Linked DNA regions of Mus musculus: region 1 is linked to region 2. Evidence: chromatin loops called from intact Hi-C (ENCODE). Cell type or tissue: gastrocnemius. All regions are shown on one strand. Links, peaks and the distances in the headings refer to the core of each region. The heading gives the core; the rest is flanking DNA.

Region 1 (16,240 bases), core at 5,475-10,474, 120 kb before region 2:
TATCTTATCAAATTGGCTGCCTTCTGCCCTTGGCCTAAGTACTTGTTTGAGGCTAAATTTAAAAGTGATCAACTAATCTCTTTGACTGAGGAGATCTCAAGGCAGCCTCATGTTGACTCTGTCATGTGGTTATCAGCAACCACTTTTCCCCAGGTCTACAATGGAAAAAAGGGGCAGAAAGAAATACAAAATTTGGAGAGAACAAGGACACCACCGAGTTAATATCACAGCCAAAGCTTGTCCTAAGAGACAAGGAGGCAAATGCTGGAGTGATGGGAAGGGCAAGACCCTGCCCAGCTAAGCTTCCAGCTTACGAAAGGGCTTAAGGCATTTTCTTTTCTGCTCCTGAAAAGCGATTGCACGCAAGCCATTGCCAATGTGGTTCAAGGGACCAGGGGCCATTTCAAACTGGGAGCTGAACTTGGCGGTGACACTTGGCTCTAGATTCAAGATGGATGTAGGAGTTAAGGGATAATGGAAATGCCCTGCATGGTTTCAAAAAGCCACCATGCCCAGGCTGGGTATGGCAGGGTCCTCCCTGTCCAAAGGCTGTGAGAGGGTAAGAGTCCTTGAGAGACTGATAGAGTCCCCAAAGCTGTGGAAGTGAATCCTGGGTTGTGTTGGAGATCTTACAGCTGTGGGATGTCTGTGAAGGAGAGAGCTGCACGTGGGGAGTGAAACCAACCAAAGAGAGATGTGTGCACTGCTCGGAGGATAGAGCCAGTCAGGCTGAGTGACACTGGGCACAGAGCTAGAGAATTTCATGTTTGCCTTGTTGGGTTTTGGTCTTGCTTTGACTCAGTATTTCCTCATTCTGCCCCCAGTTCCTCCCCTCTGGGATGGTATTGTAAATTCAGTCCCACTGTACATCGGAAATATGTAATTTGCTTTTTTGAGTTTCCAGGGGATTCCAGTTAAACCAGTGCCTTGAACTGCAGAAGAGATTTTGGATTTTTAAATGGCCAGAAAGATTAAAGGCGGAGCAGAGCCATTTGCATTATAATATAGTCAAGAGACTTAAGTGGCCCGGGAGCTAGACCTGGTGGTTTGAATGGACTATACCCCTCCCTCCCTCCAATCTCAGGAATGTTTGGTTCTCAGTTGGTGGCGCTGTTTGGGTTGGTTTGGGAACTGTGGCTTTCCTGGAGGAAGTCTGTCACTTGGGGTGGCGTACTTCCTGCCATCCCTAGTGGTTTTCAGCCTTGTGCTCACAATAAAAAGATCTACTCTCTCTGCTTCCTGCTCCAGCCGCATGTTTCCTCTCGACTGTCATCAATGTGTATCCTGTCAGCGGTTCCCTGCCCTCCACATCATCCCCCTCCCTCATTCTGCCCTCCACATCATCCTCCTCCCTCATTCTGCCCTCCACATCATCCCCCTCCCTCATTCTGCCCTCCACATCATCCCCCTCCCTCATTCTGCCCTCCACATCATCCCCTTCCCTCATTCTGCCCTCCACATCATCCCCCTCCCTCATTCTGCCCTCCACATCATCCCCCCTCATTCTGCCCTCCACATCATCCCCCTCCCTCATTCTGCCCTCCACATCATCCCCCTCCCTCATTCTGCCCTCCACATCATCCCCCTCCCTCATTCTGCCCTCCACATCATCCCCCCTCCCTCATTCTGCCCTCCACATCATCCCCCTCCCTCATTCTGCCCTCCACATCATCCCCCCTCCCTCATTCTGCCCTCCACATCATCCCCCTCCCTTATACACAAGATAGACACATGGAAAAGGAAAGACAAAACAGTCAGGAGGTCAGAGATGGTCGTTGACACCCGCTGCTCTTGCATGGAATTCCGTTCCCAGCACCCACTGGTCAGCCCACAACCTCCTGTAACTGCAGTTCCAGCAGACCTTTGACCTTTGTGTGCATCTGAATGCATGTGATGCACATAAGCTTACATAGACACAAACACAATGCATGCATTAAGTCTACCACATTATCCAACAGTCCCACCACGGGGTATCTGTCCCAAAGAATATTCAAATCTGAATCCCAGGAAGATATATGTTCTCATGTGCACTGCAGCCTTATTCACAATGGCCAAGCTGTGGAAATGATGTAGGTGTCTGTCTCTGGAGGAGCAGGCCCATGTGTACTCACAGTGAACTATCATCATCAGCCGCTCACAACAGAGCTCTTACGATTCAACCTCTCGATCAGACCCTGAAACATTACAAGCAAACTAGCCTCATACAAACAATACTGTGTGATTCTACTTGTATGAGGACACTAAATCAGGAAATTTGAAGCGAGATGTAGGCAGATGATTGTTGCCAGAGAGTAAGGAGCGGAAGCTGTGGGGAGATGTTAGTCAATGGATTGTAAGTTACAGTCACACAGGATAAGGTGTGGACATCTGGTGTACAATATTGTACTGATAATTAACAATGTGTTGTTAACTACAAATGTGCTAAGGGCCGGTGAGATGGCTCAACTGCATATCCAGTGCCCTGAGTTTGATCTCTGGAGACCCTGAAAGAAGGCAGCTAGATGCAGGAGTGTATAACTTTAATTCCAACACCCCTAGGTAAGATGGGAGGCCCAGAGAGGGAGGATCGCCTGAAAGCCAGCCTGCTGGAAGTAGCAGGAAAAACAGGAGATAATCTGCCTACAAACAAGGCAGAAGGGGAGAACCCACACCTGAAAGTTGTCCTCTGATCTCCAAACACCCGTCGGCATGCGTACACCTGAACTTACATACAAATATGAAATTTTTTAAAGATTTATTTATTATATGTAAGTACACTGTAGCTGTCTTCAGACACACCAGAAGAGGGAGTCTGATCTCATTATGGATGGTTGTGAGCCACCATGTGGTTGCTGGGATTTGAACTCTGGACCTTCGGAAGAGCAGTCGGGTGCTCTTACCTGCTGAGTCATCTCACCAGCCCCGAAATAGTTATTTTTAAAACTGTCTAAAGAAGGCAAATTTATGCCGGGCGGTGGTGGCACACACCTTTTTTTTTTTTTTTTTTTTAAAGATTTATTTATTTATTATATGTAAGTACACTGTAGCTGTCTTTAGACACTCCAGAAGAGGGAGTCAGATCTCGTTATGGATGGTTGTGAGCCACCATGTGGTTGCTGGGATTTGAACTCCAGACCTTTGGAAGAGCAGTCAGTGCTCTTACCCACCAATCAGTAATGAGATCTGATGTGATCCGATGCCCTCTTCTGGTGTGTCTGAAGAGAGCAACAGTGTACTCACATACTTTAAATAAATCTTAAAAAGAAATATAAAAGGGCTGGTGAGATGACTCAGTGGTTAAGAGCACTGACTGCTCTTCCGGAGGGCATGAGTTAAAATCCCAACAACCATATGGTGGCTCACAACCATCTGTAATGAGAAACAAATAAAAAAACCTATGGGCCGGAGCAAGAGGGACAAAGGAAGGGGGAAAAATAAATAAATAAAAATAGCAAGGGAGTTTGGCACTAAGGCTCCCCGAGGGGACCCACGGAGCCAAGGAGACAGGACGGTCGGGGGTGAAGAGGGAAGCATAGCATCAGGCAGGGGGGCTGCATCCCCCCCCCCAGCATGAGCACCATACTCTGCCCAGCAAAGCTGGGTTTAGACACAACTGCAGGTTATCAACGGAGGGTATGGAGCTAAAAGTGATCAAGGAGCCAGACACGGCACCCCAAGGACAGACGTGTGCCTGAGAACATCCTGTCTGCTTCGTCCATTGAGCTTCTGTGGAGCTCTAGGATGAGGTCCACCTTCCCAGTATTTTGAAACCAATGGTCGCTCCTTTAGTTTTTCCCACCAGCTCTGAGGTTCCGCCAACCAGTTCTGCAGGCCTTCCCTGTCTGATTCTACCCAGTGCCTTCACTCAGTAGCTTCTTATCCCACGCGCTCCACACGCTCACTGCGCACCAACTTCTGACTTGTTTAGCATCTGGCCCCCTGCCTAACCATGTTGGCCTCCACCACTGATTGTTCTTCTGTGGGCATCGCAGCCCGCACATCCGGCTTTCTTTCTCCTTGAGCTTATAACAGATATGTATCATTTATCTGCTTGTCCCTTGGGGAGGTCTTGGTTCCATAACCAGGGTGGGACAAGGGCTATGTGTTCCGCGGCTTTCTGTCCTCTGCTGCATAACTGTGCCACCAACTTGTCGAGTGACAGACACAGCCAGCTCCCTGCATCGAGTGACAGACACAGCCAGCTCCCTGCATTGAATGTCAACACCACTGGCCTGGGTCCTAGAGTGCCAGGCTCTTCCTGAGAGGGCTGGGATTTATAATTACAGAGTCATTAGCCTGGAATGCTAAGAGCACCGACCATCCATCAGGATGTTAGTTGGTGGTTTGGGTTTTGCTTGAGTGATATAGTTAGACAATTAAACTCATTGTGACCTAAATGAAAGATCAGAATTGGAAGAAAAACTCCGTGTCTCTCTTTTATATGCATGTATGTGTGGTGTGAATGCATGCATGTTTGTGTGTGTATGCATGCATGTGTGTGGAAGAAAGGCTTTGGCCTTGGGGGGGAGGGGTCTTCCTGCAGTCACTCTCCACCATGTCCACAGCGAGGCAGCTCTCTCACTTGAACAAAGGGTTTGCCCACTTGGGTATCCTTGCTCTGGGGATCTTCTCTCCTCTTCCTTCAGGTCAGGATTACAGGTAGGCAACCATTGCCTGCTTAGCCTCACACCGATGTAGCAACAGCAAGCACATTACTCAGGGAGCCATCTCCCTAGTTGCCAGAGGTTTTTTTCTCTTAAATTTGTTTATTAAGAATTCCGCAAGTACTGTATTTACATCATTCCCGTTCCTCAAGCCCTCCCACCCCTGTCTCTCTCCTCCAGTTCATGCCCTAGTCCTTAATTATTGTCATGCACACGTTTATAATACAGCCTGCTGAACTCATTTCGTGTGGTGGCTCCTTTGTATTTTAGGGCTGACTTCTTGCTCTGGGCAGCCATTGATACCTGCAGCTCTCCATCTAGGGGTGCATGCAGCCTTGTGAGAACTTCATCTGCATTTCTGTGCCTGTCACCGTGTTATCACTGCTCAGGGCTTGTTTAGGTGACCGCGGTTGTTGGGATTTTGTAGTTGCAGAGTCAGTGTCACACACTGCTGGGGTCTGGCATCTGGAGCTCAGTTGTCCTGTGCAGCTTGACCAGTTGTGGCTTTTGGTAATTGCCTCAATCTGCTGCAAACCGAAGTTTCTTCGGCTACCGGATCTAGCCAGACTGTGAGCCAGGAGACGGAGTCTGGGTAGGTGGGGGTCAGAGGAACTCGGCAGGCAAAGGTGATTTGTGATCCCCAAGACAGGAACTAGGCCAGCCAGCATGAGGGGCAGTTTGTTTGTTCTTTAATTAAAAAGAAAAGCATTTATCCATTTGCTATTTATTTACTCGTGTGTGTGTGTGTGTGTGTGTGTGTGTGTGTGTGCGCGCGCGCCCCCATGAACACGTACATATGGAGGTAACACTCATGGAGGTCAGAGAACAACTTGCTAGACTTCATACTTTCACTGTGTGTCTGTGGGAGAGAACTCTACCACTGTGGCAGGCCTGCTGAGCGGCCCCCCGGTGTGGTATTATTACTGAGAGCTGATGCAGTTGAAAGCAGCCTTCAAATGCAAACTTTGAAGTCCACTTTCAACTGCAACTTGGGCCCTTGGTGAGCTTGGAGAGGAGACAGACTAGAACACTTCAGAGTGAGGATGGCAGATCCTGAGGGCCCTTGTTGCCAAGGCTATGGAACAGGGAGCCGACTTGTCTGTTGCATGTACCCTCCCCACCCCCACCTTGGGATGTGAGGGAACTACCCTCACTCTGCTGCGCTGTCTGGGCTTGGGCAGAGTCAGTATCTTCCACAGATTGACTTCCTTCTCAGAAGTACCAAGTCTAGCATTTTCTTCAAAAGAAAATTGAGCTGGGAGTGGTGGCACACTTTAATCCCAGCACTTGGGAGGCAGAGGCAGGCAGGTCTCTGAGAGTCTGGGGCCAGCCTGGTCTACAGAGTGAGTTCCAGGCCAGCTAGGGCTATATAGAGAGACCTTGTACCCAAATAAATAAGTAAATAAGAAAGAAAGGAAGAAAGAAAGAAATTGAGCGATTGGGAATTTTAATTTTTATTAGTCTTTTGTCATTGCTGTTGCTATAATTTCTGTTTTGCTTTCTTGAGTCACAGGCTCATTATGTACCTCGGGCTGGCCTGAAACCTGGAGATATTCTGTGCCTCTCAAATGGCTGGGATTACAGATGTGCACCACAAAGCCCACCCTCATTATTTCCTTTTCTTTTTAAAAAATGTTCTTGGTGTTGTGGTATACACACACACACACACACACACACACACACACACACACACACAAAGGGTATCAGGAGTTCAAGGCTACCATGGTCTACTTTATGAGTTTGGGGCCAGCCTGGGCTATAGAAGACAAAACAAACAGATTAAGGAGCAAAGGGCCATGCCTGTGCTTCAGAGCACGCGCGCGTGCGCCATCTCAACGACCGTGGTTCCCAGAGTGTGTGGTGTCTGTCCTGTCAGCTTGCCTTCTGCAGCTAAATCACGAAGCGAGGGTGTGTGCGCTCCTTCCTCTTCCCCTCCTCCTCTGTCACTAGAGTTGCCTCTGTGTCAGATAGGTCTTAGTTCTGAGTATGCCAAGAAAGAGAAGTAACACCCGTTGACCCGTCCAGTAGTGACTCTGAAAACTTGTCCCTTCCCTGGGCCGGGGGAAGCCGGGTGAGCAGCAGGTATGGTGGACCCTGCTGTGGCTACCGCACTGGAGTTGCTTACAGGAAAGAGGTCGAGTGACCTCAGAGACAGAGACTGACCTTGGAGTTTCCTGCCTAGGGACAGCGCGTCATGAGTTTTGTGTCTTCTTGTCAAGGAAAGAATGCATTTTTAGGTTTTATAGACATTGGAAGGATTGTTTCAGGATGCTAGGAAGAGCTGCCTCAAAAAGCAGCGTTGCAACCTCCTGCTGTGGCAAAGAGCTGCCTGTGGCTGCCCGTGGCTGCCAGTGGCTGCCAGTGGCTCCACCTCCCAGGGGTAGAGGCAGGTAGATCTCTATGCCTTAGAGGCCACCATGGTCTATAGTGAGTTTGCTGTCAGTGTTACATGGTGAGACCCTGTCTCAAGCAACAATAACAACAAGAGGCAGATCTGGGGAGATGGCTCAGCAGGCTCAGTGCTTGCTCCACTTTACTTGCTGACCTCCAACCATGAGTTGCTGAGTCGAGCACCCCCACAAAGGCCAGGCATGCCTTACATCTGCCATGCCACTGCTGGGCAGAGGGCAGAGGTAGAAAGAGGCAGAAGCTCCAGGACTGCCCGCCAGCGTGGCAGTTAAGCTCCTTCTTCAGTGAGAGGCCCTGACCCAAACCAGTCCTGAGACAGGCCTCGGAGCTTGTTGCAGGCATGGGATAGCCTTTCTTCCCTCATCTGAGCTAGAGAGGACCTTACCCCTTACCACTCTGTCTGAGCTCCCTGCTCCCCACTTTGTCCTCTGCATCCTCACTGGTTTTTAGCTTGACCTATCTATCTATCTATCTATCTATCTATCTATCTATCTATCTATCCATCCATCCATCCATCTATCTATCTATCTATCTATCTATCTATCTATCTATCATCTATTTATTGGCTTCAGCTGGCCTGGAGCTCACTCTGTAGACTAGGCTGGCTTCAAATTCACAGAAACCTGCCTGCCTCTGCATCCTGAGTGATGAAGGGTATGTGCTACCGTGCCCAACCTATCATTAATTTCTTAAATTGTTTGTTTTATTTATGGATGTGTGTATGTCAGTTTAAGTATATGGCATGTTTATGCTGCTGTCTAAAGAGGCCAGAAGAGGACATCAGATCCCCTGGAGCGCGAGTTATGGGACAGTTAGTTATAAGCCATACAATGTGGCTGCTGGGAACTGAACTCGGCTCCTGTGCAAGTGTTCCTAACCACTGAGCCCATCTCCTGCTCCCAAGCTCCCTTGGCACACATTTCTCTCTCTCAGGCATCTGTACTTGTCTGTCCTTCCCCTAAGACATTCTTCTTTATAGCAGCATGCTCCCTCCCTCTCCTTGCCTCCTGTGGTTCATAGTCACCTTCTCAGTAACCTCTCCTCCCTCATGACCACACTACTTAAAACTGTCCCCAACCTTCTTCATCCTCCTCTCTTTTATTTAGAGCACCCTTCTGCCACCAGGGGTCATCTTTTGCCTCATTTGCTATATGTCACCTCCACTGAGGCTTGTTCAGTGTGCCACCCCAGCACCCAGACAGGACCAGGCACTTAGTGGTTGCCCAAGAGATTTTTGTTTGTTTGAAATAGGGCCTCACGTATTCATGTAGCCCAGGCTGTTCTTGAATTCATTGTATAATTAAGGTGACCTTGAACCTGGGGTTTCAGGTGTGCGCTGCTCTGTTTTTCAGAGGTGCTTAGAGATCAGGCTTGGTGCTGGAGGTGTGCTCAGGCTCGGGGATGGAGGTGTGCTCAGGCTGAGTGCTGGAGGTGTGCTCAGGCTGAGTGCTGGAGGTGTGCTCAGGCTCGGGGCTGGAGGTGTGCTCAGGCTGAGTGCTGGAGGTGTGCTCAGGCTGAGGGCTGGAGGTGTGCTCAGGCTGAGTGCTGGAGGTGTGCTCAGGCTCGGGGCTGGAGGTGTGCTCAGGCTCGGGGCTGGAAGTATGCTCAGGCTGAGGGCTGGAGGTGTGCTCAGGCTGAGGGCTGGAGGTGTGCTCAGGCTGAGTGCTGGAGGTGTGCTCAGGCTGAGTGATGGAGGTGTGCTCAGGCTGAGTGCTGGAGGTGTGCTCAGGCTCGGGGCTGGAAGTGTGCTCAGGCTGAGTGCTGGAAGTGTGCTCAGGCTCGGGGCTGGAAGTGTGCTCAGGCTCTGCTGGAGGTGTGCTAGACAAGCATGCTACCAAGTGAGCTAAGCAATGGAATTTTTAAAATATATACATAAGCAGAGACTATATATTGTTTTGTTTGTTTTTTGTTTTTTTGTTTTTTTGTTTTTTTTTTTTTTGTTTTTGTTTTTGTTTTTTTTTTGAAACAGGGTCTCACTGTGTAGTTCTAGCTGTCCTGGAACTCACTCTGCAAACCAGGCTGGCCTCAAACTCACAGAGATCTGCCCGCCTTGGTCTCCCAAGTGCTGGGATTAAAGTAGTGTGCCACTACGCCTAACTGACAATATTTTAAAGGATCCAAATGTGCCTTATAAGCTTAGATTCCAGAGGAGAAAATTAAACGTATCCAGCAAATTTTCCTCCCAAAAGGCAAATATAACAAGGCTCTCTTCTCAAGCATAGGGGCCCAGGTGCCTGCAATTGTCCATCGGAACATGCATGGGCCTGTCTTTGCCTGAGCTATGGGATTACAAGACACAGGTGAGGTTGCAGGAGCTGGTCTTTTCTGATTGACAGAGACAGGCAAAGAGAGCCACGGGAGACCTCGGGAGAAGGTTGGGTTGAGAAGTACACATGGGTGCGGTCACACATTGTTTTACTCAGCTCAAAACTACCTCCTAATTGTTAATGTAGACTAAATGGAACCCATATACACTGGACACAAACAGGGGACCAGTTTTGCATTTAGAAAAGCTCCAAGTCAGTTTTTAAACAATAAATTTATTGAGATTTGCATACCACAAAAATCCATGCTTTTCATGAGGTCAGCTAAGTGGTTTTCGAAAGGTTGTGCCGCCATTACTACCCTCTAGATTTATGACATTGTCATCAGCCCATTGGTAGTCACATCCCGTTTCTCCTGCCCCCGACCTTTTCTCTGTGTTCTAGACTTATCCCAGGTAGACACAGGGTCTTTGTGATCGGCTTCTTCCATGTGGCGTGATGTTTCAAGGTACATCCATCTGTGTTGTAGCATCTTTCAGCATTCATCTCTTGCTTATGACCAAGTATTAACCCACTGCGTGGACGGATATACCGAGTCTTGTTTATCTATTCACTTGTCAATGAACCTGTGGGCTTTTTTTCTGTCTTTCAATCACCAGCAAGCCATCTGAAATGTAACGAAATGCTTGGTGTTGGTGGTGAGTTTTACAAAAAATGGAGGCAACCCTGACAGTTGGTGCAATGCTCTGGAGATAGCGGGTACGTCTACCTAGGTCATTGTCTTTCTGGTCTGCTATGATGTGTTTCTGTGTGTCGATCAAGTATAAATGGTTGACCTTGCAACCTGAGAGCTTCCTCACGAAACAGCAGAGTCCCCTTAAGCCCCTCTTCTTTCTAGCCTTGTCTTCAGTCTGCTGTGATGTCAGGATGTCCTCTCTCCTGTCCTGCACCATTCACTGTGGCTTTCTGTGAATGCTGGCTGGCTCAGCGTCTGGGAGTTGGGAGCCCTTTGCCATGTAACTGGAGAGGATGGGAGCTGTGAATGGGAGCTCCTGCTTGGGTGTGCAGTGGTCTGTGCAGGCGGGGTGGTGGGGATCAGGTTTAAATCATTGCCAAGCTTGGTTTACTCCCATTATTGCTTCTGAAAGCACAAGGCTGACCTCACTAGAAAAAAAAAATCCCTGAATTCTGATAAAAACATAAACCACAGACTTCCTTTCCTCTTAGAACAACAGGTGCCCGGCCCTGCAAAACAGGACTTTTGAATGTCTTCAGGCTGCCAGGAGCCCCTGGGGCAAAAGCTCCCCTCCCTGTGGGGTCACAGCCTAGAGGCTTGGCAGTTAGAGTTGGGGGACTTGAGATAACAAGTCCTGTGGATAACAATGCTGCCTCTTCGTCCTTTGTCCAGTTGTCAACCTCTGATTTCCCGATGGTGATCGGGTGATCTGCCATTAGCAGGTAACTCCATAGAGTGTTTTCACTGCTTCTCGGTTGTCTCTGTTTATTGTCTGCAGAGTCAGTGGTGAACAGAGAATAAAAGGAAATTAAAATAGGAAGCTGGGAAGGGCAGGAAGAGCAAATCCCCAGTCTGGCAAAGGAGAGGTGATGTAACTTGAGCCAGGCTGACAGAGGAACTTCTGACTGTTGGGAGAGGGAGGCTGAGATTCCTGTGCCGTTCTCCCCTGACATCACCAGACATGGTCAGCAGAGGCTTTTCTGTCCTGCAGAGAAAGAGATAAACAGATGGTTTCTTAAAGTTAGGGGGAGGGATTAGAAGGCTGGTTGGGGCATTCATTCCCATGGAGACAGACTTGCACCTCATAAACATTAGCTCCCCTCCACTACCACCCTGTCCCCTAATAAGGTCTTCTTGTCTAGCCCAGGCTATCTTGATCCTGTCCCACTGAGACTGAGATTACGGGCATTCACCAACATGCCCAGTTATTTACATTTGCTATGATATAGGCGGAATTGCAGGAGTGGAAAATAATGACGTTTGTAGGGACACTTGAGACTGGAGGAGACCTCAGACACCCCAGCTCTCTGTGAGCCAAAAGAAGTTCCCACGGGAAGCTCTAGTGTGTCTCCTCTCAGCCGGAGCACCGGGAGGTCTGGCCAGGTTGAAACGTGTAGTCTGTTAAGTTCGGAAGCCCCTGAGTTCACACACATCCTGCAGATAGATAGATAGATGACCATCCAGTTTCCTCTCCTCCACATACCGCAGATCCTGGTCAGGAGCTTGGGCCTTGGCAGTTAACTCTGAGGTTGGACAGCTCCACTAATGGGCAATTTTTTTTTTTTTTTTTTAGCTCTTAACCACTCCAATCCACCAACTGGATCCACCTGCCGCCGCTGCCCCGGTGTGTCTGTACTTCCACAGTGCAGGCGCTCCTCAGTGGTTCTCAACCTGTGGGTCAAGACCCATCTTGGGAGACGAGGGTTGAATGATCCTTTCACAGGGGTCACATATCTGATAATCTTGCATATCAGACATTTACATGACGGTAGCAAACTTACAGTTATGAAGTAGCAACGAAAATGATTTTATGGTTGGGGCGGGTCACCACAACATGGGGAACTGTATTAAAGGGTAACCATTAGGAAGGTTGAGAACCACTGTTCCAGCTCCTGTTGTCTCGGGGAAATTGGTTGTAATGCCCCCTCACTCACCCTTCCCAACCCATCGGAATGCTCTTTTTCAGTAGGTTACACTCTCAGAGAAGCCAGCAAATCCTGTGGCTTGCTGTGATAATGACCTAGATGTAGAAGCTTACCAACCAGCTGCTTATTTCTTACAGTTTTGAAGGGTGGATGGGGGACCAGAGGTCAGGGTCCCAGCATGGTATGGTTTGCATTGGTGACAGACTGCTGGCTGCTGCTGCATTCCTTCGTGGCAGCATAGCTCTCTGGCCTCAGCCATGAGGATTTACCTCCATAGCTTAATCTCCTCCCAAAGATTCCACCTCCAGATCCGGTCGTATTAGATTTCAACGGAGGAATTTGGTGGTAGGAGCATGAACATTCAGCCCATAATTCTTAATGTATTTACCATATGGTTAATTTGTCTTGTTTGTGTGAGACTGGGTCTCACTGCCTAGATGTTGCTGCTCTGGAATTCACTATGTAAACTATAACGTAGACCATAGATGTAGCTGGCTTTGACCTCACAGACGGCTGTCTGACTCTATCTCCCAAGTGATAGATTCAAGGTGTGGTCCACCACATCTGGCTTTATTTAAATTTTTAAAATATAATCAGTGTCTGTCACATTATGTGACAGAGGAAAAGATGATTAACCTACAGTCCAGCATCCCACTTTTTGTTTTGTTTGTGGTACCAGGGATTGAATATCGGCCCTCCTACATGCTTACCAAGAGCAGTGCCACTGAGCAACACCATACCCTTACATTGTGTGTGTGTGTGTGTGTGTGTGTGTGTGTGTGTGTGTGTGTGTGTGTAGGTCATAGGTCAGCCTTGTTCTCAGGTGTCTTTATCCTCTGAGCCATCTCCCTGACCCTCTTACTTTTGAAACAGAGTCCTGGTAAGTTGTACAAATGGGCTTTGCATTACTTTGTAGCCCATGCTGGCCTTGCATATGTAATCCCTCTGCCTTAGCCTCCTGAGTAACTGGGATTACTTGCGGGTCAGGCCCCAAATCCACTTTCATTGACTACTTCCTTTGTCTATATTCTGACTCATCCATATCTTGTATAGTTATTACCAGAGGATATGTACAAATTTGGGGGTGGTTTCCCCTCCCTGGTATTCTTAAGTCCGGGTATTGGAGGTGAAGCCTGGAATATGGACACCCTGTAGCTACAGTGGGCATTAGGATTGCAGCAATCAATTGTGTGGAAAGTGTAGACTGCCATTCATATCTTAACCAGTGACATAGACTGTGGAGAGCAGGCCCCACCTCTCGGAAAAAGCAGGGGGCATCAAGTATCATGAGGTAGGACCAGGTTTGGGGGCCTCAGAAACATCTCCATATGCCAGACAAAATGCTGTTTATCCTGGAAAGGACCGAGATTTTAATCCGTCAGAAGGGATTAAACAAAACAAAACAAAACAGCATTTTGGGGTTTTTTGTTTTGTTTTGTTTTTTGGAGACAGGTTTCTCTGTGGTGTCTTGGCTGTTCTGGAACTCATTCTGTAGACCAGGCTAGCTTCGATCTTAGGGATCTTTCTGCCTCTGCCTCACGAATTCTGGGACTAAAGGCTCACACACCGCCACCACCTGGCTTAAAACAACATCTTTGCATCCTTTCTAGAACTTCCTGTCTTTTCACCTAATGTTGCGGGGCGGGGGCTGTTCTTTTAGCTTCCTCTCACGGCAGCCAGGGCCGTTTGTTTTGTGGGCCTTTTCCTTCCTCGCCACACACCATCACCCCTCAGTCTTGCCGTTGACAGAGGCGTTAGTCTCTCCCCTCGAGTCACTGTGGAATCCTTCCTGCGTGCTGGTTTCCAAGAGGGGCTAGGTTTGGAGGAGAAGGGACTGTTGTGTGGGAGATGGTGGGGTCAAAGTCTCAGAGTCCACGGACGTTCGCTCACCCTCCCTTCCAGAGAGCTGACTTTTAGCATTAGCACTTTTCAGAAAGCTGTCTAGTTGGTTTTTTTTAAAGATTGATTTTTATTTTTAATGTGTATACGTGTGCATGTGTGTGAGTGCACACTTGCGAGCGTGGGAAGAGACCCGGGGAGAGTGTTGGATCCCCCGGAAGCTGGAATAAGAGGCAGTTAGTTGTGAGCTGCCCACTGTGGATGCTGAAAACCAAACTTGGGTCTTCTGTAAGAGCAGCAAGTACGATTAACTGCTGAGCTGTCTCTCCAGCCTTCGGATGTTTGTCCATTTGATAGACATAAAGACCTGAGACCTGCCAGTGTTTTTCATGCTAGTGTTTTTCATACCTCCAGGACCTGAGCATAGTGCAGCATTCACTGATGCCCTGGTCTCGTTGTGTTTGACACCCATCCTGTCTAGTTTTCAGAACCTTTGAGATGGTTGTGATAGGCATCTGAAGGTAGGGCTCACTTTGCAGCTTCACCTGGCCCCACTGCCATTGAGTTTAAGCCCCTAGTGTTTGATTCTAAAGGGTATGAACATAAGAATTAATGTATTTTTCTAGACATCACATGTGTTTATTTACGTGTGTGTGGCAGGGGCGTGCACCATGGCATCCATCTGAGGTCAGAGCACACCTTTCAGGAGTTGGTTCTCTACTTCCACCATGTGGGTCCTGACTCAGGTTACTAGGCTCCAGGCAGGCACCTTCACCTGCTGAGCTATCTCATTGGCTTGCCCCGTCTCTCTTCCTTCCTTCCTTCCTTCCTTCCTTCCTTCCTTCCTTCCTTCCTTCCTTCACATGTGTAGAAGTCAGAGGTCAACACGGGGCATCTCCCTCAAACGTTCTTCTTCACGTTATCATTCGAGGTAGGGTCTATCACTGAATTCACTGGTTGGCTGGCATGGTTGGCCAGTGAACACTGGGGATCCATCAACTCCCACCTTACCCAGTGTATTTTTTACATGAGTGCTTATGATCCAAAGTCTTGCTTGCATAACAGGCGCTTTACCAATGGAGCCATTTCTTCAGCGCCACTCCAACACTTTTTGAGGCAAGCTCTGACTAAGTCAGCTCCTGGCTGGCCTGGAACTCACTATACAGACTGAATCAGACTGGCCTCACACATGTGGTCAGCCTCCAGTGCTGGGCTGCTGGGAGAGAGGGTGGAACGTGAGTTCCTAACTCTTTCTAGGTGGTGCTGCTGCTTGCCAGAATTAATAAACCTCTGGACTGTCATATCGCTAGGATTCTGGTCCCGTCCCCCACCCTCATACCCTCACCTTCAAAAAACCTAACAGAATAAATAAGACTGGCATCGAGCCCTGTGTCTAAAAGGAACTTTCTTTGCAGCGTAGAGTATTTAAGTGATGCTGGCTAACGTCCCAGAGTCAGACTGCCCCCTTACTCTGCCTATGTGCAGCCCTTGCTCCGGAGGCTGAAAGGCTCCCTTACCTGGCAGTGCAGGGGTTTGTTGAGAGCCTGTGGGCTGGTAGGAGAGTTCTGCCATCGTGTTGGTTTGCCTCCTTTTAGCTTGTGGAATGTGCTGAGCTGAGTGTTTCCCATGGCAAATGCATAAAAAAGATTTCTCATCCTTTTCTGAAAGAAAGGGGGGAAAATGTCTTCTGTCTGCAGTCAAAACTTGTTAGATGCTATGTCCCAAACCTCTAGTCATGCCCTGTCCTTTGTACCCTTTCTCTCTGGTGACTTTCTCTGCTTTTAAAGATCTCTGGAGTTAATTTTTAATGGCTGCATGTGTGGGGTGAGTCTGGCTATCCTGCGTGGGTGTTACCACCCAGGACATGGCTCAGCAAGGTCCCGGGAACAGCTCCAGGGCTGAGTAGGCAGGAGGGACAGAAAGACATCAGTTGGAGAGAGAGTCAAGGACCCCCACCCTTTGAGAGGGGGGGCAGAAATGTGGGTTCAATGATTCAGTGTTGTGTCCTGAAGCTTTTGGCTTGCAAAATGCTCTGTGGTTAGCTTTGGGGTAGCAGTGTGGTAGCCGAGGGCCCAGCTGCCTGTTGGGTGTGTCCATTTGCTCTGGCAGGACAGAACCAAGCCATTATATATGTGGGAATCCACCCACAGACTTCTTGTGTGTTTGTGTAAGCATATGTTCATGTGGATACAGACTCGCACGGGTGTGTGCACATCCATGAGGAAGTCAAAGCGTGTCATTTTCAGTGGCCACACACCTGTAAGTTTTTTCACATGTGTATATATGTGGTGTGCGTGTGCATATTTATGCATGGGTGTGTGTACCGGTATGTGGATGCACATGTGTATGTAGTCCGTGTGCATATAGTGGTTGAGGTTGACATAAGGAGTCTTTAGCACAACCCAGACCCTAGAGCTTGCTTGT
Region 2 (16,240 bases), core at 5,224-10,223:
CCATTTCCCTCTTCTCATTCAGAAATGATAACTGTGATGCATGAGTCAGGTGTGTGGGCATATGCCTGTAATCCTAGTACTTGGAAGGCGGAGGCTGAGACTTAGAAGTTCAGGCCAACCTGGGCTACATAGCAAGTATTCAAAAACAGAAAGAAGCAACTACAAAAAATAAAAGTATTATGTTCATTTCACTATGTCACTTGAGAAAGTGCCAAAGAGCATAAGGGACGATAGCTGGCATGTATGTGTTGCTACATAATGTACCACTGGTGTGTGTGTGTGTGTGTGTGTCTGTCTGTCTGTCTGTCTGTCTGTCTGTCTGTCTGTCTGTCTTTACAGGCACTCACCACCATAGTTGGTTTAGGGGCTCTGAGGATTGAACTCAGGGCCCTGTGCATATTCAGTTAGTAAAGGTGCTGGCCACCAAGCCTGACTGACGACCCACATGGCGGAGGGAACAGAACAGACTCCTACAAGCTGGCCTCTGGCTTCCACACACATACACACACTCACAAAAAAGTCAATAAATAAAACTGTAATAACATTTTTAAAAGAGCAAGACTTGGCTGGAGCATGGCGGGGGAGGGGGGGAGGTTCATGAGTTAAAAAAACAAAAAAACAAAAACCCAAGCCTGCAGCCCGCAGCCACTTACACTAATATTGTAATAGCGAATGCCCTATTTTGTTATTATCCACTGGCTCACTCTCAGAAGCATATTGAAGAGCTTCTGGCCAAAGCATGGGTGGCTGAATCAGAGCCTGGATGCTCTCCTTCTAAGGACGACCGTCTCGCTGCCCCCGCCCCAAGCAGAGAAGCCTCAGGTTGCTTAGCACGTGAACGCTCTCCGAATCACTGGCTGGGGTTTCCCTTAGTATTGTACATTGCAGGGGCATATGGTGGTCCACGTCTGTAATCCTAGCACTTAGAGCGTAGGGGGAGGATGGCCAAGAAGAGTTTAAGGTCATTCTTATCTACATAGTGAGTCCAAGGACAGCCTGGGCTATGTAAGGCCCTCTCTGGCTGCCTGTCTCTCTGCAATCTATCTATCTATAGAGGAAATTTATACATGGCCATATGAAGTCCTATTTATAAATAAATTAAAAGTGAATAAATGAAATTTGTGTTATTTCTCCATCTCATCAGGACACCTGTGTAGACTCTGAAGTCTCTGCAATTCATAAGTCTGTGGTTCCTCCCATTTGTTCTCCCACACTGACTATACTTTTTACTTAATGTTAATTTTTATTTGAATATAGTTTCAAACTTTCTTACCTGAAACTCCCACATACTTTTTATCCAGATCTACAAATCTAGCCAGCTCCTGTGGTTTTCCCTCTCTCCCTCCTTATGTTCTTCTTCTTTTTTCCATTCCTGATAGTTGGAAATGTGACCTGAACACTGTAGGTTTCTTAGGAACAGAAATGTTTGCCTAGGTAACCAAAATAGAGATATCAAGGAAGGAAGGAAGGAAGGAAGGAAGGAAGGAAGGAAGGAAGGAAGGAGGGAGGGAGGGAGGGAGGGAGGGAGGGAAGGAGAAAGAGAGAGAGAGAGAGAGTAGGGCCTGGGGAGATAGTTGATTCAGTAGGTAAGAGTGTGTATAGTGTTAACTGGAGGACCTGAGTTCAAATCCCCAGCCCCCACATTAAAAAGACAGAAGGATGTGCCCACGCTCATGTTCCTGTAACCCCAGGTTACAGCCTAGCTCAGGCTTCAGTGAGAATAAGTGGGAGTAAGGTGGAATGTGATGGATGGGTTAGGACACCCTGCGTCCTCCTCTGTCCTCAATGCATGCATGGCCATGTGCTTATAACACACAAGCAAAAGGAAAGAAAGATTAGCGTTTCACACAGCTCTCTAGCCCACGGTAATAACGGCTGTGCTGGTTGTGTCTTCCGTCTGCACCACTCCTCTAGGCTTTATTGGTGTGACTTCAGCTTCCGTCAGCCCAGGGCCTCAGCCCAGCTTGCCTTTCCCTGACTCTCACATAAAGCCAGCCATTTCCTTCTTGGGCTTTTCTGTTGTTCTTGTTTTGTTGAGTAAATGACCTCACAGAGCTCGGGCTGGCCTCAGACTTGGTTCGTTCTCTTGGACTGCCATGAACTTCTGACCCTCCTTCCTCGAGTGCTGGGATTACACGCCTGGGCCACCAGGCTCAGCTTAGTCAGTGGGCAGGAGGGAGCCCAGGACGTCACACGAGCTAGCCCAGCTTTAGGTGTCCTCATCCTATCAGGAGCAGACCCACTGTGTCAACACGCCCATGTTAGAGATGTTGGCTTTGGGATTAGCTGATGCCAGGTGTTTCCATTGTATGTTAGTGCTGCTGTTTGCCCCTGGGTCCTTAGTGAGTGCTTTCTGGGGAGAGGATTGGAAGGCGTGCAGATGCTTTCTCAACGAGTATTTACCCACTGGGTTGAGAAGGCAGTCAAGACGAGAGGGCAAGGCCTGCATCACTCCTTCGACTGGTGGTTCTCAACCTTACCTTACTAATGCTGCAACCACCAACCGTAAAATTATTTTCATTGCTGCTTCATAACTGTAATTTTGCTACAGTTATGAATCATTACGCAAACACCTGTGGTTTCCGATGGCCCTTGGCTACCGAGTGAAAAGCTATTTTTGACTCCCAGAGGGGTCACTACCCACAGGTTGAGAAGCCTCGTTCTGTTTCTTTCTGTGATTGTCCTTTAGTTTCTCTGAAATTCGTACACCTCCCACTCTCCGGCCTCCACAGAGATAGAATCGACAATGCAGCAAAGCAAATTTGTGCCATTGATAACACAGTTACACAAACTGGTGGTGAGGGCCTTTACCTCACTTGTCACTAAGTCTGGTGGCCTGATTCTGTCCTCAGGACCCATATGGTGAAAGGACGGAATTTACTTATGCAAATTGTCTTCTGACCCCCACATCCATGCCATGGTGTACCATGCTGGTGTGGTTTTGTTGTCGTTGATTGGTTTTGAGATAGGATCTCGCTCTGTAGCCCTGAGATCTATCATGCCAGCTAAAGTGGACTTGAAGCGAAGATGTTGAGCTCGGTAATCAAGAAACAACTCTCGGTTCTGTTGACCTTGGTGAAATTCTAACAACAATTTGGATTGCAGGGGTTTTAAATGTTCTCCCAGGACTGGGTCACTGAGGGAGGCCTGTCACCAGGGAGGAGTGCTAAGAGTTTGAAGCCAGTCTGGACACACAGGAAGGAATAGTAGTACCAACTGCAAAAAGATAAAGTACCCCTCGGTTCCCCGTGGTATCCCTACTAACGAGAACGGGAGGTGAGACCTCTGATCAGGAAGGAGTTAGCTAAAGAATTATAGTCAAGGCCCAACCTGCAAAGCTTTCAAGACAGACCATTGCACACAAGGACCATTGCACACAAGGACCATTGCACACAAGGACCCACGGGCACATTCCAATCCCAGAGCATCCTCTCTCCCTGGCCTGCAGGTCCTTGCCTTTATCTTTACATCTTTACTGGCCTGCAGCATGGTCCTTGCTGTCTTAAGGGTTGGAACGTTTCATTTTGGATTCTGGCCTTGTGCTGTGACTTAAAGACATGGTCTCATTCTATAACTTAGATTGGTCTCAACTTCGTTTCTTTTTCGTTGTTGGTTTTTTGCTTGGTTTGGTTTTGTTGTTGTTGTTTTGGTTTGGTTGTTTGTTTGTTTGTTTGTTTGTTTGTTTTTGAGACAGGGTTTCTCTGTATAGCCCTGGCTGCTGTCCTGAAACCCACTCTGTAGACCAGGCTGGCCCTAAACTCAGAAATCCGCCTGCCTCTGCCTCCCAAATGCTGGGATTAAAGGCATGTGCCACCACTGCCCAGCCTTTTTTTTTTTTTTTTTTGAGTTTTTTCAAGACAAGGTTTTTCTGTATAGCTCTGGCTGTCCTGGAACTCACTTTGTAGACCAGGCTGGCCCGAACTCAGAAATCTGCCTGCCTCTGCCTCCAAAATGCTGGGATTAAAGGCATGCGCCACCACTGCCCAGACATTTCTTTTTAATTTTTTAAAATTACTTTTACCTCTGTGTGTGTGTGTGTGTGTGTGTGTGTGTGTGTGTGTGTGTGTGTGACTCATGGAAGTCAGTTCTTTCCATCATGTGTGTCCTAGGAGTCAGAATCAGGCCATCAGACTCAGAAGCCTTGCCTGCTGAGCTAGCTCACTGCCCTAACTTCAGCTTCTCAATCCTTCGGGAAGCGGGTGTGTGCCATCAAACCAAGCTTAGTTGGAGTGTTTGTGCCCGAGGCACCAGAGCTGAAACCCAGGCCGTTCCCAGTGTTCTGCTCCTGTGCGAGGCCTCACTGCCTCCTTATCTTGCTCAGTACATGGCCTCTGTTAGTGCCCTAGGTGTACCGCCTAGCATCTACACTAGTGTTCCTGTGCCAGGATCGCCCCTCCTCTCACTGCGTGCCTAACTTGCTCTGCCTTCAGTCACTATGTAAATCCTCTTATTTTGTAAGACAGGGTTTCTCTGTGTAGCCCTGGCTGTCCTGAGACTCACTCTGTAGACCAGGCTGGCCTCGAACTCAGAGATCCACCTGCCTCTGCCTCTGCCTCCCAAATGCTGGGATTAAAGGTGTGTGCCATCACGCCTGGCCTGGTTATTGGGGGCCAAGGAGCAGCACACACCTGGTGGTGTGTTGGTGGAGGATACCTTTTAGCAGTCATTTTGTTCTTCCACCTTGTGAATTCCTGTGATTAAACTCATGTTGTCATGCTTGGTGACTTAAACCTTACCAGCTGAGCCATCTCGCAAGTCCCTCTTGTCCAAATTTTAATTAACTTCTTCTTTGCCTGGCTCTTGTTGCATATAAATCTTTCACCCTTACTATCTGTGCCAGCTGGCTCCTTCCAGAATATTTTTCTGCTAAATTTAAGATAGACTTGGGCGTAATTAGAAATAGGGGACCAGAAATCGGTGAAGAATCCAGAAGTTGGCATCTGGGGAAAGTAAGAGACAGCAGAGCAGAGTAGCTTCTGACATTGTATGTCAAGTTCTCATGAAGAGGCCACTCAAGGAAGGGACCAGGGCTGGAGACAAGGGCTAGCATAGCAGTCAAAAGCACTCGCTGCTCTTGCACAGGATCACAGCGCCTGCTGGCTTACAACCACCCTAACCCCAGTTCCAGGAAATCCAATGCCCTCTTCTGACCTCTGTGGGTATCAAACTTAAGTAGGCTTACACATAGTACATATTCATACGCACAGGCAAACCCTGATACACATAAAGTCAATAAATATAAAAAAAATTATAAAAGAAAAATAAAGCCAGGCACAGTGGCTTTATCCCAGCCTTTAGTTCCAGGACTAGGGAGGTAGAGACAGGTAGATACCGGAGAGGAGAGGACAGAACAGGACAGGACAGGAGAGGGAGAAGGGAGAAGGGGAGGGAGGGAGGGGGGAGGCAAATATGCATAATTAAAAAGGAGACCATCATCTAAGGAATTGACTTAAGGAAGAGTTCTTTAGCTGTTTGTGATAGGGTGGATGCAAAGAACGTTGCTCTCTGCCATAAAACTTTAAGCCAGAAAATTACCAAGATAAAACAAAAACCAAACAAAAGCAGATCTGGGCTGGTGGTGGTCAGTAGGGCCTGCTCACTCTCATGAATACATTTACTCTTAAAATCTTTGCATTGAGCACAGTAAAATTGCTCTGTGGTTAAAGGTGCTTACCTGTAAGCCTGAAGATCTGAGAGTCTAGCCCTGAATCCCACATGATAGAAGGAGAGAACCCATTCTCACAGATTGTCGCCTGATCTCCACAAGCACACCGTGACATCATCAGCATGCACGAACACACACACACACACACATTTAAATGTTTTAAAATTAGGAATGTCTAGCCCATTGAGATGCTGCACAACTCTAATCCCAGCATTTGAGAGGCAGAGGCAAGAGGGCTTATGACTTTGAAGCCAGCCTGGTCTACAAAGTAAGTTCCCATACAGCCGGGTCTGCACAGAGTAACCCTGTCTCGAAAACCCAAGTAAACAAGCAAACAAACCGGAAATGAGTTCTTGCCATGTGGAATGTGAGATCTGCTGCAAGAGAATTGGACCTTGGGACTATATTCTGGTTGACACATTGCTTATTTGTTGGTCCTTCCTCTTGTAACACATCTCAGTTAGCGGAGCCCAGCTAAGTCGCCGTTCAGACCTTAGGAACACACTTAGGAAATACACGAGGAGCTTGGGGATATTCCTGCAACCAACCTGAGGTTAAGAGTCAGGAGATGTGGCAAAGCTGATACTTTCTTCTATTTACCTGGGTCGGGTGACAGAAGAATGGAGGGACCCCTGGCTTAGCTGCTCCGGGGCAGGTGGCAGAGTCGGAGGGTGGCAGGGTGCTGCTGTGGAGTCTCAGTCCTCCGGGATCCCCTACCAGCCCCACAGTTGACCAGCTCTGGCAGACACCACCCACAGTGTGTCTGAAGGAACGACCTCTACTGGACCTGCTCCCTCCCCATGGACTTTGGGATGTTTCAAAGAAACTGATGTCACTGCAAACATTTTCAGTGTCCATTCTCCCCGGGAGCCCTGCCCTTCTCTATCAGCTAAGGGGTCATGGATGATTGACAAAACTCATATTCTGAATAGCGTTGTTAGTTGTCTACTGAAATGTTGGGTGATTTCCTGGGCAGCCATTGTCAAGTCCAGGACTCCATCGTGATTGACAGCAGAAGGGAAGGGTCTACTCTCCTGAGCGATCAATCCCATGCAGCTGGTTTCTGATCAGGTTAAGGGAGAGATGGCTCTGCAGTTAAGAGGCTGGCTGCTCTTCTGAGTTGAATTCACAGCAGCCACAAGGTGGCTCACAACCATGCATAATGGAATCTGATTCCCTCTTCTGGTGTGCATGAACACCTGAGCAATCCTATACATGAAATAAGCAAATAAATAAATCTATAAAAGAAGAAGGACAACAAGAGGGAGGGGGACTCCTCTGGTGGACAGTTTTCCATGGCGAGCCCTTAGGGGTTGGTTTTACTTTGGGCTTAAAATATGCCCTGGGGACCCCTTTGCTTTCTTAAGAGCTGTGAGTTTGAAGAGCTTCAAAAGGGAAAAGACTGAAGCAGGCTGTGGTGGTCATCGAGCAGACTAAGTTACACAGCCTGCCTCAGCAAGGTGAAGCTGCGGGCCAAAGGAGATGGCTCAGCAGATAAAGTGTGGGGACCAGAAGGAACTGGGATGCTCAGAACACATAAAACCCAGGCAGCTGTGGCAGCCTCGCATGGATTTAGCAGATTATAAAGACAGGGCAAGGAGTTGAGCCAAGATCAACAAGCTCTGGGTTCAGCAAGAGACCTCAGTAAGTCAAAAGGAGATCAAGGAGACCCTCCTCAGGTCTCCATCTGTGTACACACATACACACAAAACTTTAAAATGGATCAGGGAGAGGAGTTGTCAAGATACCTGGGCTGAGAAGGTGCTCGACCTATGTAGCTTGCTGGAAGGATTTGGCTGTTTCGGATGGGGCATTGCTGGAAGGACTTGGCTCTGTTTCGGATGGCATTCCTTGCTGAGCAAGCCCGTGTGGCTCCTACGTCTTGTACTGAGGTTGTCCACTTGAGGCTCTGCATTCCTGACGGTAGCCTCAGCCTTTGCCGTGCTCATCAAGCTCCTGGGGACAGCTGGAGAGAGAAGTGGGTGAGGACAGAGTGGGAGGTAGCCTCCTAAGAGGACAGGCCAGCCTCTAGGACAACTCTTGCTCAGCAACACTTCCTGTCCAGCCCCTCGCGGACCATTTTCTGGACAATGATGCCCCCTAGTGGTACAAAATTATAACCCGCAGGTCATTTAGATTTATACCTAGATTTGCAAATTGAACTCCCTTTATGTGTTCTTTGACTGAAGGGTAAGCAGGCAACTGAAACTTTTTAGTTTATTTATGGAAGGGGGTTGGTCCAGGCTGGCTTTTAACTTACTATGTAACAAAGAGTGACCTTTGACCTCTGATCTTTTTACTTCCTGAGTGCAAGTGTCTGCGTTACCGGTTTATGCTACCACACCCAGTTTACACAGAGCTGGAGATCAAACGTGGGGCTTCAAGGATGCTAAACAACTGTGCTACATATTCCAGCCTAAGAGTTCTCACTATAAAATGACAAAAATGATACAAATAAATATAAATTAAAAACTGAAGCGTGAAGGCTGGAGTGGATGATCATGGGTTCGAAACTAGCCTGGACTATATAATGCGATGTTGTCAAAGATAAATAAATGACATGGGGCGTTGTTGGCAGGGGCTGGCTTAGCTGTGTGATTATGTAGCAATCAGTTTTAGAATCATTGTTTATGAATTGTATCATGGTTTGTGCAATTCTCTCTATTTTTATTCATTATATTTCTTTGTGTGTATGTGGGTGGGCATCCTTTAGCCATGGTGTTCTTGTGGAGGTCAGAGGATCTACCCTGAGGGATCTAGAAAGAGATGGCAGGTTATCAGGCATCCACCTTGACCCACTGAACATTCTCTGTAATTCAATAGCCCTATTACGTTTATAGTGCCGAAAATTACCCTTTGACAGGCTGGCCCCTATAAACCCAGGTTCATCATTTGGATACACTCACTTGGTTCCTAGAAATCTGATGTCAGAGCTAGTTATTGCACATGTTCTTTCTTGTGCTGTATATTCATCATTGTGATGGCCAGGAAATACAGTGAAAGCAGCCAGGTGTAGGTGACACACGCCTTCAGTCCCAGCACTTGGGAGACAGAGGCAGGCGAATCTCCGAGTTTGAGAACCTACAGAGTGAGTTCCAGGACAGCAAGGACTACACAGAGAAACCCTGTCTCTAGAAAACTAAAAAAAAAAAAAAAAAATTCTCCAAAAAAGTGAATGGGCTGGTGGGTAAGATCACTGACTGCTCTTCCAAAGGTCCTGAGTTCAAATCCCAGCAACCACATGGTGGCTCACAACCACCCGTAATGAGATCTGACGCCCTCTTCTGTTGCGTCTGAAGTCAGCTACAGTGTACTTTGGGCCCAAGCAAGCAGGGACTGAGCGAGCAGGGCCAACCCGAGCGAACGGGGTTGACCAGAGTGAGCAGAGGTCCTGAAAATTCAATTCCCAGCAACCAAATGAAGGCTCACAACCATCTGTACAGCTACAGTGTACTCACATACATAAAATAAATAAATCTTTGAAAATGTGAAGGCAGTATTTAAGTTTCACCTTATGCTGCTACAGCTAACAAGTACAGAGGACTAACTAGGAAGCTACTCGGTTTGAGGCCTTTTTGCACCACCAAGGCCAGCAGCACACCTCATGATCAGGATGGGCTTTCCTGCTCTCATCCCTGCTCTGCCCACTTTACCTGCTATAAGACTTGGAAACCCAGGAAGCCCCAGGAACTGAGCAGACCAGAGTTTGTGGTATGCATATCGGATGAAAAGAGGGGCAGCAGGAAGTGACAGAGAGGTCAAAGGGCTTCTCGTCAGTAAAGTCAGAACGTGGTTACATAAACCCGAGAGCTCCTGTCAGAACGGCACAGCCCACAAGCGCCCCGCTGTACCCATAAAGGGGGGCTGTGTGGGAGTTAGAGACCGGGGTGGGAGTTCGAGGCCCTCTCTCATCCTCTTCTCGTTTCCTTCCCTCTAGGCCAGTTGTGAGGGCTGGAAAGGGTGTTACACTGAAAGGAGCCACCGGTGAGTGGCAGCTGGCTGGACACACCGTCTTCCTGCCACTGTGCCTAGTCCATCTCCTCTCTCTCTTGCAGTCCAACAAAGTTCCTGTTGTTCAGCACCCTCATCACATGCACCCGCTGACACCTCTCATCACCTACAGCAACGACCACTTCTCCCCTGCGTCCCCTCCCACGCATCTGTCCCCAGAGATCGACCCAAAGACAGGTGAGTGGCCCCTGTGACAAGCTGGGCTCCCAAAGAGCGGTGGTGGGGCTCTATGGGGTCGGGGGTTAAGTATAGAGCCTGGAACCATTGTAAATGCAAGGGTTGTTTAGTCATCTGAGGTTGGGCCTCTATAACCAGAACGTGTGCCCACTACACCACATATTTCCAATAGAGCCTTCTGGACAGACGTCAAAATGGCTTTTAAAACAATGGGGGCGGAGCTGGCTTTAATGTGTGGAAGGTGATAATTAACTGCCCACCACACCTGTCCGTACCTGGAAGCCTAGGTCTTCATAACGTTCCTACTGAGTCACTGTAACACTAAGAATTTTCAGAGCCCATGTTTAAAGAAATAATGATTATTTGGGGGTAGGGCGAGATGACCGTCGAATAAAAACCCAGAGTTTAGAGGCAGGGTGGTTTGTTGGCAGAGAAAGGTTATTGTACTGAGAATGAGGCTGGTTGTCTAGAAAGCTCAATAAGTGAGGACTTGGAGTAATATTTGCTCTCTGTTGGGTATTTCCTGGGCCTTGTATGAATCCCTGTGCAGTCAACAAAAGAAAGTTACATCCGCAGAGATGGCTTCTGGGTAACTAGAGAGACTGTATCTGGGTCCTCTCTCCCTTGGATGCCCTTGAGTTGACTGCCCAGGGCTACTAGAAGGTGAAAGGGGCAGAGATGCTGAGAGACAAGGGCTTTCCACGGCAGCTCCTATGGGATGTTACGCAGGTTACGAAGGCTGGGTGAGGGAAGCATTTGACGTATCTCTCTTTGGAAGCAGGAATCCCCCGGCCCCCTCATCCATCTGAGCTGTCACCGTATTACCCACTGTCTCCAGGAGCTGTCGGACAAATCCCCCATCCCCTCGGCTGGCTCGTCCCACAGTAAGGAAACCCCAAAGCCTTTCTTACCCTCCTTCCTCCCTCCACTGAGCTCTGCCCTTCTGGACTCGGGATTTAGACATCCTCACTCCCGCCTTGGACAGCTTGCTCCCAACTCCTCTGTCTTCCCGCCCGTTTCTTAGCATCCTCTCCAGCCCCCTCCGACTTGGCTGACCAGATCATCTTCCTCCCTCCTCCCCCCTCACAGGCAAGGGCAGCCCATGTACTCTCTCCCTCCGGGTGGTTTCCGGCATCCTTACCCTGCCCTCGCCATGAACGCTTCAATGTCCAGGTGAGTCCTCAGGCCGGGGCTGCCAACATGATGTCACAGTCCAGGGATATTAGTGACTGCCACTTCTGGCCATAAGCTAACCAGTCACCTATAGGTTAGGCAGGATGGTGGGGTTCCTTGATCCTTTTTTGTTTGTTTTGGGGGGGGTTGTTGTTGTTGTTTGTTTGTTTGTTTTGGTTTTTCGAGACAGGGTTTCTCTGTATAGCCCTGGCTGTCCTGGAACTCACTCTGTAGACCAGGCTGGCCTCGAACTCAGAAATCCATCTGCCTCTGCTTCCTGTGCTGGGATTAAAGGCGTGCGTCACCACTGCACGGTTTCCTTGATCCTTACTTCTCTTTGATGAGGGGCTAGCTCTTACTCATACTCCTTACACCACAACCCCATGGAATGGGCACCCCAGGACCTACTATGCACACACACACACACACACACGCTCGCGCGCAGCTAAACCCTCCTTCCACATCCCTACTTACCAGACTCTATGGAACAGAGTCATTTTAAACATGACACACTGAAGCCAGAGACTAGGAGGAAATGTGTATCTTCCATGGTAATGCCAGGAAAGGAAACAGTGTATAGGGATTTCTCACAGGGGTGGCTCTACCTGACAGTGGGAGCACCAGTGGCAGGCGGCCTATAGTCCTGCAGTCCTTCTAAGTTTTTCATTCTGCCTGCATCCAGCACCAAGGCTGTGTGTGTTTAGGGGAAGGGACAGTGTCATTGGGCGGCCCCCAAAACTGACCGCCTAATTCTGCAGGTGACCACCCTCTCGGTGGGCGGCACACAGCCCTTGCCTCTCCGTTCTCACTTGTGTCTCCTTGTTACACAGCCTGGTCTCAAGCCGGTTCCCACACATGGTGGCTCCTGCCCATCCTGGTCTGCCCACCTCAGGAATCCCCCACCCTGCCATCGTCTCCCCCATTGTGAAGCAGGAGCCAGCAGCCCCCAGCCTGAGCCCTGCAGTGAGTGCGTAAGTGAGATCCCTCTGGGGGGAGGGGTGTGATCCACTCTCTGCTCAGCCTGTGCCCTGTGGTCTTCTCTCCTGCTGGCAGCTGGCAGTCCAAGCCCTGGCTTCTCCCGTGCACGCTGTTCTCTTTGATTTGCCATGGCCCTTCCTTTAAGACCTAATGCTTCTGTCCTCAGACAGGTTCTTGTGGCTGTGAGGAGCTAAGAAAGCTTTTGGCTTCCCTCCCTACCCTGTCGTCCCCAATAAAATGTAAGGCCAGGATGGGAGAAAGGAATTCTCTCAAGGACTGGTGACAGCTGGTGCCAGAGAGACCCTGGCATTATCCCTGTGCTGGAAAGATAGCAGAAACACCCACACCACCAGACCTATGGCTGAGGGAGGCCACGCTCTGCCTCCCTTCTCCTCTCTTGTCCTCCCTTCCCCTTCCTCCCTCCATCCCCTCCCACCGCCCCCCCCCCCACCTCTGCCCAGATCATGAAAGCAGTCACACATGGCCACCAAACAAGCCTCTCCTCCCAGTGAAGGCAGGCAGGAGGGAAGTCTGAAGATGGTGATACCTAACCTTCAGCCCTGTGCCTCCCCAGGAAATCCCCAGTTACGGTGAAGAAGGAAGAGGAGAAGAAACCTCACGTGAAAAAGCCCCTGAATGCCTTCATGTTGTATATGAAGGAGATGAGGGCCAAGGTGGTGGCCGAGTGTACCCTGAAGGAAAGTGCAGCCATTAACCAAATCCTGGGAAGAAAGGTAATGCCTGCTGCTGTTAACTCGTCCTGGCAGAGGGGCCTCAGGGTCTCCGCCTACCCTGATGGCTCTGTGTGTCTTCACCCTCTCTCCCTCAGTGGCACAACCTGTCAAGAGAAGAACAGGCCAAATACTATGAGCTTGCCCGGAAAGAACGGCAGCTTCACGCGCAGCTCTACCCAACCTGGTCAGCCCGGGACAACTATGTAAGTGTTCATGCTGTGCGTGCGTGCGTGCGTGCAGGAACTCAGACCTTGGGAGCAGCATCTTCAGGATGCAGAGGCGAGAGAGCAAGCTACTTCGGCTTGATTCTAGAGGAGAAGCCATGTTTCCTGGAAATAAGGAAGCCAAGTTGGAAGTTTTAGGGGCTGTGTCTAGAATTTCTGTGAGACTTGTTGGATTGTTCTATGTATGCTTTTATTCTCTCTTCCTTTTCTTTCCTTTTTTCTTTTTCTCTCCTTTTTTTAATCTGGTGAGGGGGCTCATAGTAGCTGCATCAAATTTTCAGAGAGGCCTGGGACTGCTCAGAAAAGGTCAGTAAGCAGGCCAGGGTGATAGCTCAGTAGGTGAACTGCCTGCCTGCCAACAGGTCAAGTGTTAATCTTTAACACCTACATGCAAAACTGGGCCATGGTGCTGTGTACCTAGACTCAGCCCTGAACAGAACAAATCTTGGGGTTCACTAGCCAGCCAGCCAGCCTAGCCTGTTTGGCAAGTTCCAGGCCAGTGAAGAGACCTTGTCTCCAAAAAAGGTGGACAGTGCCTGAGGAATGACATCCAGGGCAATCCTCTGGTCCCCGTGTGCATTGCATGTACTCGAATGCTTGTACACACACACACACACACACACACACACACACACACACATTCATGAGCACACACACACATGTGTGAGGAGGAGGGACAGAAGCTTTTAAAACCACTCTTGTAGGGAGTAAAGGGTGCAAGAGACAGACTAGCTCGAAGGTCCTCGGGACCAAGAGGCTTGGTTGCCCCCACCAGAGGGACTTTATGAGAAATGAGGGCAGGGTCGCTTTTCCTCGTCTCCCAGGCCAGTTCTCCAGCACCTTACCCAGGAACGATCAGGAGAAGGGCTGCCATCTCTGTTCTAGGGTAGTCTGGGGTCTTCTTGCCGGGCTAGTATTATTCTGTCCTTACTCATCAGTCCTGTGGCCATGTTTTTCAGGGGAAGAAGAAGAAGAGGAAGAGAGAAAAGCAGCTGTCACAGACACAGTCTCAGCAGCAAATCCAAGAGGCAGAGGGTGAGTCCTGGGTTGGTTGGTGCCCCTCGCTTCCCCTCCCACTGTCCCGGACACTCTTGCTTATGTTACCTGAGTCTCTGAAGACTCTGTGTTCCTGAGCAACTTCAGCAGGACGGCAGCACTTCCTTTCAGAGAAGACCAAGTAAGAGACCGAGAACACAGCCGCTCAATCCTGGGTTTGGCCCCAGCACCCTCCCTCACATAAAGCTTTGGAAGGTTTGCAGGGTTTCCTAGTCCCTCTCTTTAAGATAGCAAGTGTTTTAAAGGGGGTTCGGGAACAATCTTCAAAGCTCAGACTTGTCTCAGTGCAGCTGAATTGTCCCTTTAGAGTCACGCCTAAAGTCGATACCTAAGGTAAAAACAGGAGCTAGCTGGAATTATCTCTGAAGTTCCCTTCCAAAGGCGGCATGCTAGAGATAGACATATCACCCGGATTAGTTACTTTCTCGTTGCCTTGACAAAACACCTGACAAAAGGTGACTTAAGGGAGCATTTGTTTTGTCTCGAAGCTTGGAGGACACCGTCCATTATGGTGGGAAGGCATGACAGCTGATCGCGGTGTGTTCTTGGCCAGCAGACAGAGAGATGAATGTTGGTCCTTACCTGCTTTCTCCTTTCCATTTAGCCTAGGGCCTCCGTCTATATTCAGGCTGGATCCTCCTTGCTCTGTTAAAACTTTATGAAAGCATTTTACAGATACACTCAGAGGCGTGTTTACATGGTGATGGTAAGATAGATTGGCCATCACGCCACTTATCAATTAGTGCGCTGGAATAAGGTTTTCTTTGGTTGTACATCAGGAGAATACTATAGTCCATAAACTGAGTAGATTCAGCTCAGCTGTTAATGGGTTTAAGGAAGAGATGAGGAAGTGATAGGCTTTGAACTTTGCTCTCTGTTCAGATTCTGAGTGGGTCTTTGTCAGTTTGGGCATTTGGTCTTTGGATTGTGCCTTCTCTGGGCACTGAGTGTTGTTCTGAAGTATAGTTTCCTAATCCCCAAATCTTTGAAAATCCTGGAGATATAGCTCAGTGGGTGGAATGATTGCCTAAGCATGCGTGAAGCCCTGAGCCTGATACCCACCCAGCACCAAGTAAAACAGGGATGGCACTGTGTGAGGCCTGACTGGGATACTCAAGGACTGGCGATAACACAGTGAGGACTGGCGATAACGCAGTGGGTTGAGTCTGTGCAAGCATAAGGACTTTCAGTCAGATGCCCAGCACCCACAGGAAAGCCACAGTGGCAACCTGTCCATCATTAGTCTACTAAAAACAACAGACTTTATATCCAGGGAGAGAGTGTGTCTCCAAACCCAAGAGGGAGAGTCTGGAAAGTTGGCTCAGCAGTTAGAAGCACTTGCGCACACCCTTTTGTAACTCCAATTACAGGGTTTCTAATGCCCTCTTCTTACCACCACAGGTACCAGGCATGTACCTTAATACACAGATATACGCATAGGCAAAATACATATACACACAAACGTTTCTTAAGTAAGGGGTAAAACAATCGAAGACACTCAGTCTGAACCTCTGCCCTACACACACACACACACACACACACACACACACACACACACACACACTCACACACACACACACACACACTCACACACACACACACACACACTCACACTCACACATACACACACACACACACTCACACACACAAACACACACACACAAACACACACACACACACACACACCCTACCACCACTATTTATTTGTTTGTTTGTTAATTTATTTATTTAAAATCTTACATTTCCAACGTGCAGTCAGTCACACCTGGTTGTCCTTTGGATGGGTTTCAAGGCGTCCCCATACCCTACTTCTCAAATACCTGATCCCCAGGTGCTCAGGCCTCTTGAGTGAGTGGCCTTATATTTGCATAAAGTTTATGCATATCTTCCATCACTGTATACCAGCTCTAGATGCCGTATAACCCACCTCACAATGAATGTTGTGGAAATAGCGGTTAGGTTCTGTTTGCTGGCAAGATGGCTCAGCCGGTAAGAGCATGGCCTGCTCTTCCGAAGGTCCTGAGTTCAAATCCCAGCAACCACATGGTGTGTGACTCACAGCCATCTGTAATGGGATCAGATGCCCTCTTCAGGTGTGTCAGAAGACAGCTAATCCTATTTCCTTGTGTTTGTACCTTTAGGTGCTCTGGCCTCTAAGAGCAAGAAGCCATGCATTCAGTACCTGCCCCCTGAGAAGCCTTGTGATAGCCCTGCGTCTTCCC

Evidence for each region. Hi-C counts contacts between places; a loop is a spot of excess contacts. Peaks named below come from ENCODE experiments on the same cell type or tissue, not always from the same donor. Only the 100,000 strongest peaks of a DNase experiment are listed, where the experiment ranks them.
Region 1: a loop joins it to region 2, with 2.1 times the contacts of the local background. A loop is called at or near these places in 1 of 42 quality-filtered maps.

The regions. Positions count from the first base shown.
Region 1 is chr6:72,743,355-72,759,594 of GRCm38, reverse strand. All of the region lies in intron 3 of Tcf7l1 (transcription factor 7 like 1 (T cell specific, HMG box)), which reads left to right. Gm31249 (a long non-coding RNA gene) reads right to left here. Exons shown (of 2, transcript XR_377763.3): 1 at 15,334-16,240; 2 at 9,573-11,037. Among named protein-coding and RNA genes, the nearest start is that of Gm31249, 12 kb to the right of the region's middle. In gastrocnemius, for the core only: a CTCF peak has its summit at 8,168 (motif pointing right); no DNase peak of the experiment used is centred there; H3K4me3 peaks cover 3 bases; H3K27ac peaks cover 193 bases.
Region 2 is chr6:72,627,713-72,643,952 of GRCm38, reverse strand. Tcf7l1 (transcription factor 7 like 1 (T cell specific, HMG box)) reads left to right here. Exons shown (of 12, transcript NM_009332.3): 5 at 9,721-9,853; 6 at 10,635-10,737; 7 at 10,943-11,026; 8 at 11,857-11,997; 9 at 12,579-12,738; 10 at 12,834-12,941; 11 at 13,922-13,997; 12 at 16,160-16,240. Gm15401 (predicted gene 15401) reads right to left here and starts at 14,665. Exons shown (of 5, transcript NR_040422.1): 1 at 14,601-14,665; 2 at 14,067-14,122; 3 at 13,808-13,902; 4 at 7,414-7,631; 5 at 6,236-6,874. In gastrocnemius, for the core only: CTCF peaks have their summits at 6,812 and 7,773 (motif pointing left); a DNase peak (open chromatin) is centred at 7,708; H3K4me3 peaks cover 328 bases; H3K27ac peaks cover 727 bases.